Linked DNA regions of Homo sapiens: region 2 is linked to region 1. Evidence: chromatin loops called from intact Hi-C (ENCODE). Cell type or tissue: sigmoid colon. All regions are shown on one strand. Links, peaks and the distances in the headings refer to the core of each region. The heading gives the core; the rest is flanking DNA. Region 1 holds the start of BTC (betacellulin). Region 2 has its middle 100 kb from the start of BTC.

Evidence for each region. Hi-C counts contacts between places; a loop is a spot of excess contacts. Peaks named below come from ENCODE experiments on the same cell type or tissue, not always from the same donor. Only the 100,000 strongest peaks of a DNase experiment are listed, where the experiment ranks them.
Region 2: it touches region 1 in a loop (6-fold over the local background); 9 of 110 quality-filtered maps call a loop at or near these places.

The regions. Positions count from the first base shown.
Region 1 is chr4:74,791,025-74,796,410 of GRCh38, forward strand. It overlaps BTC (betacellulin), which reads right to left and starts at 3,499. Exons shown (of 6, transcript NM_001729.4): 1 at 3,238-3,499. The coding sequence starts at 3,301. In sigmoid colon, for the core only: CTCF peaks have their summits at 2,884 and 3,702; DNase peaks (open chromatin) are centred at 3,047 and 3,597; H3K4me3 peaks cover 2,751 bases; H3K27ac peaks cover 623 bases.
Region 2 is chr4:74,690,876-74,696,261 of GRCh38, forward strand. No RefSeq gene overlaps it. Among named protein-coding and RNA genes, the nearest start is that of BTC, 100 kb to the right of the region's middle. In sigmoid colon, for the core only: no CTCF peak of the experiment used is centred there; a DNase peak (open chromatin) is centred at 2,206.

The DNA.
Region 1 (5,386 bases), core at 1-5,000:
CTGGAGTGTCCTATCTCTCCCTAGACAGGACATTCTGCACTTGAATGTCCTATCTCTCCCTACCTAATTCAGCAACAAATATTTATCTGCTACGATCTCTTGAGACCAGGAGTTTAAGACCAGCCTGGCCAACATGCCAAAACCCCGTCTCTTCAAAAAATACAATAATTAGCTGGGCGTGGTGGCGAGTGCCTGTTGTCCCAGCTACTCGAGAGGCTGAGACAGGAGAGTCACTTGAGCCCTGGAGGCGGAGGTTGCAGTGAGCTGAGATCATGCCACTGTAACTGAGCCTGAGCGAAAGAGTGAGACTGTCTCAAAAAAAGAAAAAAGAAAAAGAAAAAGAAAAAGAAAATACAGTAGAGAAATACGAGCCCATTTTGGAAAATCTCATTTTTTGAGAAAGTAAGATTAAATGGCTCAGGATTTCTACTGACTTAGAAAATGCCTTTAAACAGTTTTAGAAAATTAAACCAAATTAATGCATATAAAGAATATCGATAACACATAAACGTGTAATTTATATTTATATTAAATGTATTTGTACCATATAATCTGCTTATGGTATACCTTCTTTTTATATCTCCAACCCCACTTCTGTCTTTATAAAATTTCTCAAAGAAAGTAGTACCTAATTTGCATATGTTAGAATGGAAATTATCCTGTAAAGATGCATCTACTAAATGCCAGATGTATTTAAGGAGCATCTACATTTGTAATAGACATAAGCCATTTCTAATTTAAATCACATGTTATTTTGTTTACTTTTTGAAAAGAATGTGACATGGAAAGGGCATCACCATCTAATGAAACCTCTTCATTTTACAAATTAGAAAAACAATGCCCAGAAAGTTGTAACTTACAGACATCTCGGAGTCATGAAGTGGTAGAGCTGGAACCAGGGCTCATGTCTGCTCAATGCCCACTCTCATCGCATTTCCACCATCTCACACACACACACACACACACACACACACACACACACAAACACTAGTGTCTCATGCATCTTATTGCTCACATTCTTTTCAAAAAGTAAATAGAACAACATGTGACATAATTTAGGAAGGGGACTTAAAAGTAAAGTGTGTATGACAGAAATAGGGCCACTTAATGGAAACAGCGATGCCAACAAATTACGTTCCTTAGCATTTTGCAAGAAATAGAGCTTTAAGGGGATCTAGAGACCAAATTCAATTTCCCAAGCCAATCATTTAACAGGGCGGTTGTACATTTAGGTTACCCTGAGTGTACAATAGCACTGGATTCGAGTTTTGCTTTTTGATTTTCATTTCTGTCTTTTGACAAGTTTTGTGATAGTAAAGGGGAAAGAATGTCCATCGACTTTCAATAGTCATTTCTACTATGACACCTCTGCTAAAACATCACCCTAATTTAGGCCCCAAGTAGCTCATGCCCAGATTATACCTACGAGACAATCAGGTCCTCTGGCCCACAGGCGCCCCCCCTTCCTATACTGCACCTCACTGACAGATTTATCACCTTTAAACCATTGTTTGCATCATATCACTCCCAGTCAAGCCCTGTGATGGTGTGTGTTTAATAGCTTATTGATTCTGTTCCAAATATTCTAATCTGGCTTTTTCAGTTCTTCATAATCTGTCTGCCTCTCAGAAATTCTACTCTTTCCAGTAAAGCATGCTCATTCGCATCGCCAACCCTTTACTAAATGCTTTTTCCCTTGTCTCTGTTCCCTCTTTCCTCTCTACTATTGCAAACTCTACCCAAGCCTCAAGGCACGCATTCGTGTCCTCCATTCAGCCTTTCCCCACTATTCCAGCCCCCGCTGTTGAGCTCTTTCTCCCTTTTCTGATTCCGTGAATTTTTCCACAGGTTACCCTGCTGGGCTTGCATATCCAAATTCAGTGCAAGTTCTAGGGCAGGAATCATGTTTTATTTTAGGAATCTCATGAGCCCTTTCCCCACCTCCATTGCTACATACCTCAGCACCTTGCTGACTACGACAGATTCTCAGGGAATACTTTGACTGTTGGATAGTTTAGACACGGTGGAGGAAGAGAATGTCAGCTACTTGCAAGCAATGCTGGCAAAAGCATCAGTACTATTTCTAGGGTTAAGTCTCAACCCCATTGCTCTTCTTCATGAATGTACACATTCACTCTACCACTAAATTGTTACTGACTCCTTCCTCTTCAGCGTTTGTTAAATAAGTTTATTTTCTCTAACCTTGGTCCTAAGTCTGATCCACCTCCAAGCAAGTTCACTGTACCTTTTTAGCCACCTCTCTTACTCCAAGGACACAGTCAAATGAAAGTTTTCATTTAGGCTCCCCCTCTCTTTCCTCAATAAGAGGAATTCCCATTCTTTTTCATTTGTGGTGTCCCCTTCCCAGGCTTGAAGGTAGGAGTGATATCGTGGTGACACTTCAGCTGTGGAGACTCTCCTCCTACCACATAAATGCTCCAAACCCAGATGTGTCTACAGCCCAGCTAAGATTAGAAAATGTTACTGGTTTCCCTTCCCTTCTCTGCCCCGCAAAATGACCATGATGCAGAGAGCAAGCTTTGAAGAGTTGGGATTTTTTCCTACTTAGAAGCCTTCTCACTACCTTCCCTCGGTGGAGGGGAAGGGGAAGCCTGCTTCCAGCCACATCTGAAGTTCCAGCTCTGCTTTGTGAGTTCTGACTCCTAAGGAGGCAGGAGAGACCCTCTGGAGGGCTCTAGGCATCCTGCTACTCCTCCTCCCGCTGGCACTCTTCCCTAACGCCAGGTGATCACACCTTCAGTCAAAGAGTTCCCGTTCTTCTGCCTCCTGCAGGATATGCTTCTTGGTCTATACTACCACGTGAGCTTCTTTAGTGGGTTTCCCTGCTCGCCCCTGCCCCCACCCCCCGACCCTCACTTGCGAGCACAGCGCCTCACCCCGGTGGACAGCCCGCCGGCGCCGCCAGGCCCTCTGCTGTGCGCACAAGTCAGCAGCTGGCGGCCTGCTCGCAGCACTGGCAGCGAGGACCTCGGAATCGCTTCCGCCCTCGGGCCTTCTCACGCGTCTAGGGACTGCCTCCAGCAGGTGCAGCCCCAGGTGCCCAATTGCCAGATCTTTAACCTCGCGCTCTCCCAGCCTTCAAAGTTCTCCAACCCGCGCCTGCCAGCCCCAGCGCGCCCTCTTGTCCAGATGCCAGCTCGGTTCAGGGTTCGCCCTCCCCGCGACTCCAGCCCCAGACTTTCCTCCTGGTTTCCAGTGCCCAGCACGGCCACTTACCCAGGGCAAGGGCCAGGAGCAGTGGCAGGGAGCTGGCGCCGCTGCACCGGGCGGCCCGGTCCATCAACCCCGCTCTGCCGGGCCGGGCAGCCCCTAGACAAGTCTCCCTCCTTCTTCGCCCCCTTCCCGGGCCTCGGGCGCCTGAGAGGGTGCCTGGAAACTAATCCCGGAGGCAGAAGGAAACGAAACTACTTCCCAGGCTGGCACCCTGGCTACAAGGCAGGGAAACACCCAGGGCGGGAGGCCGGCCGGCTCCGTGAATGTCGCCGGGAGGAGGGAGCCTCCTATTTATCCCCCCTCCTCCTGCACACACCCCGCCAAAGAGGCGCAGGACTTGGTCCTGGGAGCCTCCACGCTGCTCCCACCCAAATTGCCCCACACCCATACCCACACCCAGGGACATATTCGGGCTGCCCTCGGACCAGCTCACCACTCCCCCTGCTGGGTCTCACCTGACTGACTGTTCATTTCCCTACCCCCTAGGGCGTAAACAAGGTAGGGAGGGAGATGTAAAGAATCCGCGTGGAGGGGTGTCGGGGGTTCCGGTCGGGCCTGCAGGCTGACCTAAACTCCTGGAAGCCACCGAGGAAGAGTCAGAGACCCAAACGTGTTCTGGAATTCTAACTTCCTTTATTTCAGAGGATTGCTAGTGTCATGGAGAAACCAGACTCACCATTCATTGTGGTTGACTTCAGGCATTTGATAATGCAGGCAATTTCAAAAGAGTCATTGTTGCCTTTTAAAGTCTTGAAGCCATAGCGAAACCTCGTCTCTACAAAAAATACAAAAGTAAATTAATAGCCGGGTATGGTGGTGTGCACCTGCAGTCCCATCCATTCCCTGAGGCTGAGGTGGGGAGGATCGCTTAAGCTTGGGAGATGGAGCCTTCAATGAGCCTAGATCGAGCCACTTCACTCCAGCCAAGGCGCAAGAGTGAGACACTGTTTCAAAACAACGACAACAACAACAACAACATCAGCAACAAAAAAAAAAAAAAAAAAAAAGAAAAGAAATGAAAAAAGTCTTCAAGCTAGTGTCTTAGTTTCTGGGTGCATTGTCTTCTAATAATTCATAAAATTGGGGCTCACCAGGACCTACTTTAGAAATTTCATTTGTATTTCTGTTTATGAATTTACTCATGTATTCAGTATATTTTCATTTACTTGCATTAAGCAATTTCTGGAACAGAAAGACATCCTCACAGCTTTTAGAGAAAGCAAGCAGCATCCAATTTTACCTTATGTGGTTATATATTGCCTCCAAGATAACCAAAAGATACAGCTGCTTTTGTACTGGTCTGTGTTCCTCATATAAGATTTATGTGGATAATTATGCCCCTCAGTACAGAAATTTTATTTCTATAGCATCCAAAAGTCATGTAAGCCTTATTTTACATATGAAATGTAGTTTGGGTGTCTGCCTCTTCCTCCTCATCCTACTGTTTAAGTTAAGTAAATTGTTGTGCACTTGTCTCCCACGAATAACATTTCATTTCAAAACTAAATTATTTTACTGCCCCAGGCAACTGATATATCCGGTGGAATAAAAATCAGCTCTTAATTTTCAGAATCCCATTCTAGTCCCACATGACAGCTCATAAAACATTGGTAGAGAGGGCAGGCATGAAGTTTAAAGAAACCCAAAGTTGTAAGATGGAAGGTTACTGCACCCCAGCTAAAAAGAGCAGAAACACTGGAAGCCAATGGATTTTGACATCATCTCCCTCCCTCTCAACACTTCCACCCTGCATTTTTCTTTTCTGATATTCTCTCCATCTCTCAGCACCAGTGCCCTAAGTTAAAGTATCTCTTACTCCAAGATGGCATTTAGCCTAGCCAACAGCTGTCCTGTTAGCCCCAACAGAATGCTACAATTTTGTTTTCCTTTTTCGTAGATACTAATAAAAAAAAAAAAAAGCGAGACCTAAACAAAAAGTACTAAATGTTTGTTGAGCATTGGAAAATTCCAGGACTTGGTGTAAGTATTCATCATTTATGCCATTCAAGTGGTAAATTAACTTTTTCAGGCCACTAGAATATGAAGTAGTATAATTTAATATACTAAATAGGACAGATAAATTAATAACCTTCCTTGAGGGCTTTATTTACCACCATAAATAAAATAAGTACTCCCAAGAAAATCCAAATTT
Region 2 (5,386 bases), core at 66-5,065, 100 kb before region 1:
TTACTGAAGAATGAAGAAACCAAAATCTGGATACTGAGTATGCTCATTGTTACTGTGTTGTTGTTGCTTCAAGACCCTCTCAGTTCAGACATCAAGGTAATATATGCATGTATACTAACCCATGTATATTCACATATCTACAAATATTTCTATATGTATCCACCTGGATCAATATTAATCTAAACAAAAGTTCATATCAACCCCTCCAACTCTAATCCATCACTATATGGATCATTCCAGCCTTCTTCCTGGCATGTCTATAATCTTTTATTGCAACACTGAAAATTTGCACCTTCTGGGAATTTTTTTCTAATAGATTTAGTAATAATTTTGATTGCCTACTTACGTGCCTACTATTGCCTACTATCTGCTCTAGGTAAAATGGATAGAGAAGTAAAAAAACAGACAAAATTTATGCCCTTGTGGAGTTTATGTTCTATTAGTCAATTCAAGTAAATGCAAATCCTCTCAACAGAAACATCTTCAGACCAGGCCTCATATTCTGTATCTCTTACTTACTTTTTAGCTCCATGATATATTTTAAAAGATTACTTTTTATATGATTCCACTATAGTTTCCAGCAAGAGAGTTGTTCAGAGTCTCCGATCTTCTGTATGGCCACAAATGGAACTCAGCAAATTGTTAAAAAGTGAATTCCTTTCCAAGCTCATTTTATGAAATAATTCCTGGGTTTTCATATCAACACTGCACACATATTTAAATGTATTTACCACCTAGCCTGATTTATGAACTCTTGTGCTTTTTCTTTTCTCACTTCTATGTGTGTGACCTTTCCACTTCCCTGTTGAAGGCATTCACAGTGCCTAAAATTGCACGTTGGAGCAAAAATAAGAAGAAAGAGTCTGTGTATGGAAGAAGGGAGGAATGTGTAGGTTTATGCTAAGACTCTTTTGGTAATCAAAAGGGAAGGTCTTTAGGAAACTCAGAGATTATGCTATGACAAGGGAAAGGACCAATCCACCTTGCCCTCTCTGTCCTCTTAACCCTGAAGCCCTGTTGCCTTAGTGAGGACAGGAGAGATGCCTGGGTGGTAGGGGAGATGTAAGGGAATCATTTGGAGAGGAGCAGAGGCAGCACCAGGAAGCCCCCCTGCTGGCAGCTCAGGACATGAGATCTGTGGAGACCAAGCACCTGCAGACTTCTGGTTCCTCAGGAAAGAACGAAACCTGTTTTCTCCTTGCCTTGTGGTATGAGCCTGCCCTGGTCAGTTGCCTACATGATGCCTGTGCATTATCCAGCAGAACCCAAGACTTTGTTGAAGTTTATTCAAACTACCCTATATGGATACCATCATCCTGTTTTCAACAGCACATGAAACATGAAGCAAAACAAAGGTTGGGGCCCTCGATACCTAAATAAATTGTAGGAGTGTAAGAATGAAAGCCCAGCATAAGTACCCAAGTGGAACTGGACATATACATATATATGCTACATATATGTTACATGTGCATGCATACATACACAAGCACACTCTCATGAACACATACACCTTCTTTATTTAGACATAGAGTAGAGATACATACCATTTGTTCATTGGTATTCACTAAGGATTTGCTGCAGGACTCCCCAAGGATACCAAAATCTACAGATGTTCAAGTCCTTTATGTAAAGTAGTGTAGTATTTGTGTATAACCTACACACATCCTCTCACACACTTTAAAGCATCTCTAGATTACCTATAATACCTACTACAATGTAAATGCTACATAAAGAGTTGTTACAGCATATTATTTAGGGAATAATGGCAAGAAAAATTCTGTACATGTTTAGTACAGACTCAACCATCTATTTTATGGTCAATATTTTCCATCCATGGTTGGTTGAATCCATGCAGAACCCACAGATATGAAGGGATGACTGCATATTCATTTTTTTCTTTATTTTAAGCAAGGAAACTTTAAAACAATATTGCAGCCATTTATTATTTGGATGAGGGTAGGGATGGACCTGGCAGCTGGAAGCTAATGTTCTTTCTATACTACACTCTGATCCTAAAAAGTCCTGTGGCAGGGACTTCCCAAGATGGACAAAAATCCACATCCTTTAGAAACACATTTAACTAAATTACTTATAATTGTAGTCTTTAAGGCTGAGTCTTACAATAGACTACACACCAAACCTTTTAAGGACTAGGAAGGCTCCTGGCAACAGTGAGGCCCACTGCACCAGATGCCAGGATTCAGGCAGCAAACCCGGTCGTGGGGCCAGGAGCAGCTGCTGTAGCAGCCAATTAAAATGGATTCTCCTGAAGAAAAGAACTTTCACGGGAGAGATGGGAACTTCATGAGCAATAAAAGCAAACCCCGTGGCTGTTTCTACTTTTGTTAACCATGGGCTAAAAATACCAAATGAACATCAACAAACCCACACACTTCATCCATCTCTGTCCTCAGAGGAATGCCAGCAAATCTGCCTCCCTTCCAGGGAAATGTCTGACCAGAGAAGGCAGAACTTCAGAGAGCCAAGAGGAGGAAGAAGAAACTTGGAAATCAGCTGTGGACAAAGCTTTTCCACAGAGAAAAGATTTCACCAAGAATTATTATAAAATGAGTTTTTAGGCATTAATCTACTAACACTTATGAAATATGAGTATTTGAAAAGGAGTGTCTGGAGCACCTCTCCATCAAAAATAGAAGAAAATTTGTGAGCAATTTTGGAAGCATTTTACATCCACATCTTACCACTCGCCACGTGAAACAATTACTTTTTTGGGCACTCACAAACTACATATAGCGAGAGATAGTAGGAGCTTCACAAGAGTTGGAGTACCTAAGAGACTCCAAAGACACAGTAGGCAAATGCTAGTCATCCATCCTTAAGATGTTTTTCAGTGTTTACAACATGCAGTGCATTCCTTCAGTAACTATCTGTATTGTTCTTTCCTGCTCCAAAAGGGAGGCCTTAACATAAACAGCTGATGATAATACTAACAAATGAGCCCAGTAACAGACATTTATCCCCAGTGTAATCTAAGAGCAGAAGGTGTAATTAATTCTGCAGGGGGCAGAATTTGGAGAGGAGGTGTCAGGTAAAGCTTCCTTGTAAACATTGGTTTCTTTTGCAGAAAAATCCAGGGCTCTTTATTTCTGCCTGATATGAAACTCTTGACGAATTGTCCTCACCTTTTATATATCCAGCTTATGTCTTGTTTTGTTAATTCCCATATACACCAGGCTACTTACCTTCCCGATTTAATAGATAAGCACCATGAATGTTCTCAACCCATCAAGGCTCAGCTTATTTAACCATTACCCCCTTCCCAGGACTATTCCTGTGATTAAACCAAATGTGAGCATTAGTAAATACTCCTACATTGTATTTAAAGACGTATCCCAGTGTCAGGGATGCACATGGCTGCCAAGCACTTCACCCTGTGAGAATTGCCTTTTTTAACATATAAACAAAGGAAAAAATATCTCCTTAGTATGTATAATGGAAAGTCCAGTGTCTCCAAAGATTGGAGGGCAAAGGGAGATTATGGTGGTTTTTTGCCATGCATCTCCTGCCAAATTTTTTACCTCCACCTCTGGTATCCCAGGTCTTGTTCACCCTGGCCCTTTCCCTCACTGTGCCCATTCACAGTGGACATTTCCCTGCTTCTTAAACTTCCTAAAATAGTCACCCAAAGTGTGACTACAAAAGGAAGTTATATCTCAGTGCAGCAAGGCAATCAGCCTAAAATCCACATTAATTCTCCTGGTTCTTAAAATTTTCTCCTGCATTCCCACAACTAGAAACAACTCCTCCTCCTCCTCTTTCTCTTCCTTCATGTTTCACTGTTTCCTAAGGGTCTGATGCTTGTGCTATTCTGGGGCCTTTTAAAAGACAAACAAGTACAAAATTATAAATATAATATTAGATACAGGGCCTTGGGAGGGGCTCATGCAAATGAGGTGCCCCAAAGCCTAGACTTCATTAGCTTTATTAGCTCCTTGTTCATTTCTCTATTTCTCTTTCACTATCTTCCTTCCTTTCATGGCTGCCAGCCACCTCAACACTTCAATTTGCAGTGTTTTTCTTATAAGAACATCAAGTTTCACAACCCGAAGATGTTAGAATGTATTTTGCTAAATAAAATAATGTTTTCTCCCAATATTTTAAAGCCTATAGCTTTTAAATGAGCATGCTTTATTTCCATTATACTTAGCATTAAGAATTCTAAGCTCTGGATTCTTCTCTCCATCTTAGAAGACCACAGTTCTTCATTATGTATACCCATCACCATCGCCCCAGCTAAGTCAGATCAATTTTATATTTAATCTAGAATACAGCTGCCTTAGATTGAAGGAGACAGGATGTATCACTAGCTGTTATTGGCAGTTTAACAGTTTCTGCTCCTGAGTGCAAATAAATTGACTGACAATAAATGTATGTTCCAGTATTTAGTTGAACAGAAAGGAGAGTTTATAGAAAAGAGGCCTAACCCACTAGATGGGAAATAGAAAAAAAAAAATCAGTTTGAGGTGAGATATCATGACCTAATTAGTCAATTCTAAAACTATTTCTCAATATCCTGTGTTTTGCTTCAGATGGTAGAGGTCACCCATCTTATTTACATATACTCACTACTACCATCCCAGCCAAAGCATATCAATTTTAGATTTCTCTGAGAATACAGGTCTCCTGGACTGGAGCTAACTGTTCCCATATATGGGATCTGTCAATAAGGAAATATGGTAAGGAGAATCCTAGGGAAATCTATATACACAGAGGCAGGTAAATTGCCCCCAGCAAGGCCAGACCTCATAAAATCTTATGAAAGGGGTTCCCTGATCTACACCTTCTTGATAATGATATAATAAACAGCAATAAAAACTCAGTTATAGATTATTAAGAACTTTTATTTCCTGCTAAATATTTTATATAATACTCGCCATTCTTGTACCAATTCTGAGAAGAGAGAAGTTACTATTCTTCATTGTATAGGTAAGGAGACGGCAATTTGGGGAAGTTAAATAAGTCTTCCAAAGTCATATCTCTGATAAGTGAAGAGCACAGAATTCAAATTCTATGTCTGTTTCATCTGAAAACTACATAATACTTTGGTTAAAACATATGAAATTACCATTTTTGTAGATCAAAGGTAGTCAGATATTGGCAATTTCACATGGTACAACCTAACACATTATCAACTCTCAGCTTAAAAAGTCTGTTAAAAGTCTGAGAGATTTTAGATTTGCACAACCCAAATGAGGAGATTTTAGATTTGCACAGCTAATATTCACAACAACCCCAGGGAGCAAACAGATAGCTGAGAGGGACACCACCTGAAGTGGCACAATAGACTATGTAAATTGCAGAGCCGGAGTCAACTTCCTTAATTCTTTAGGACAGGCTTCAGAAGACCTGTCCTGTAAAGAGCCAG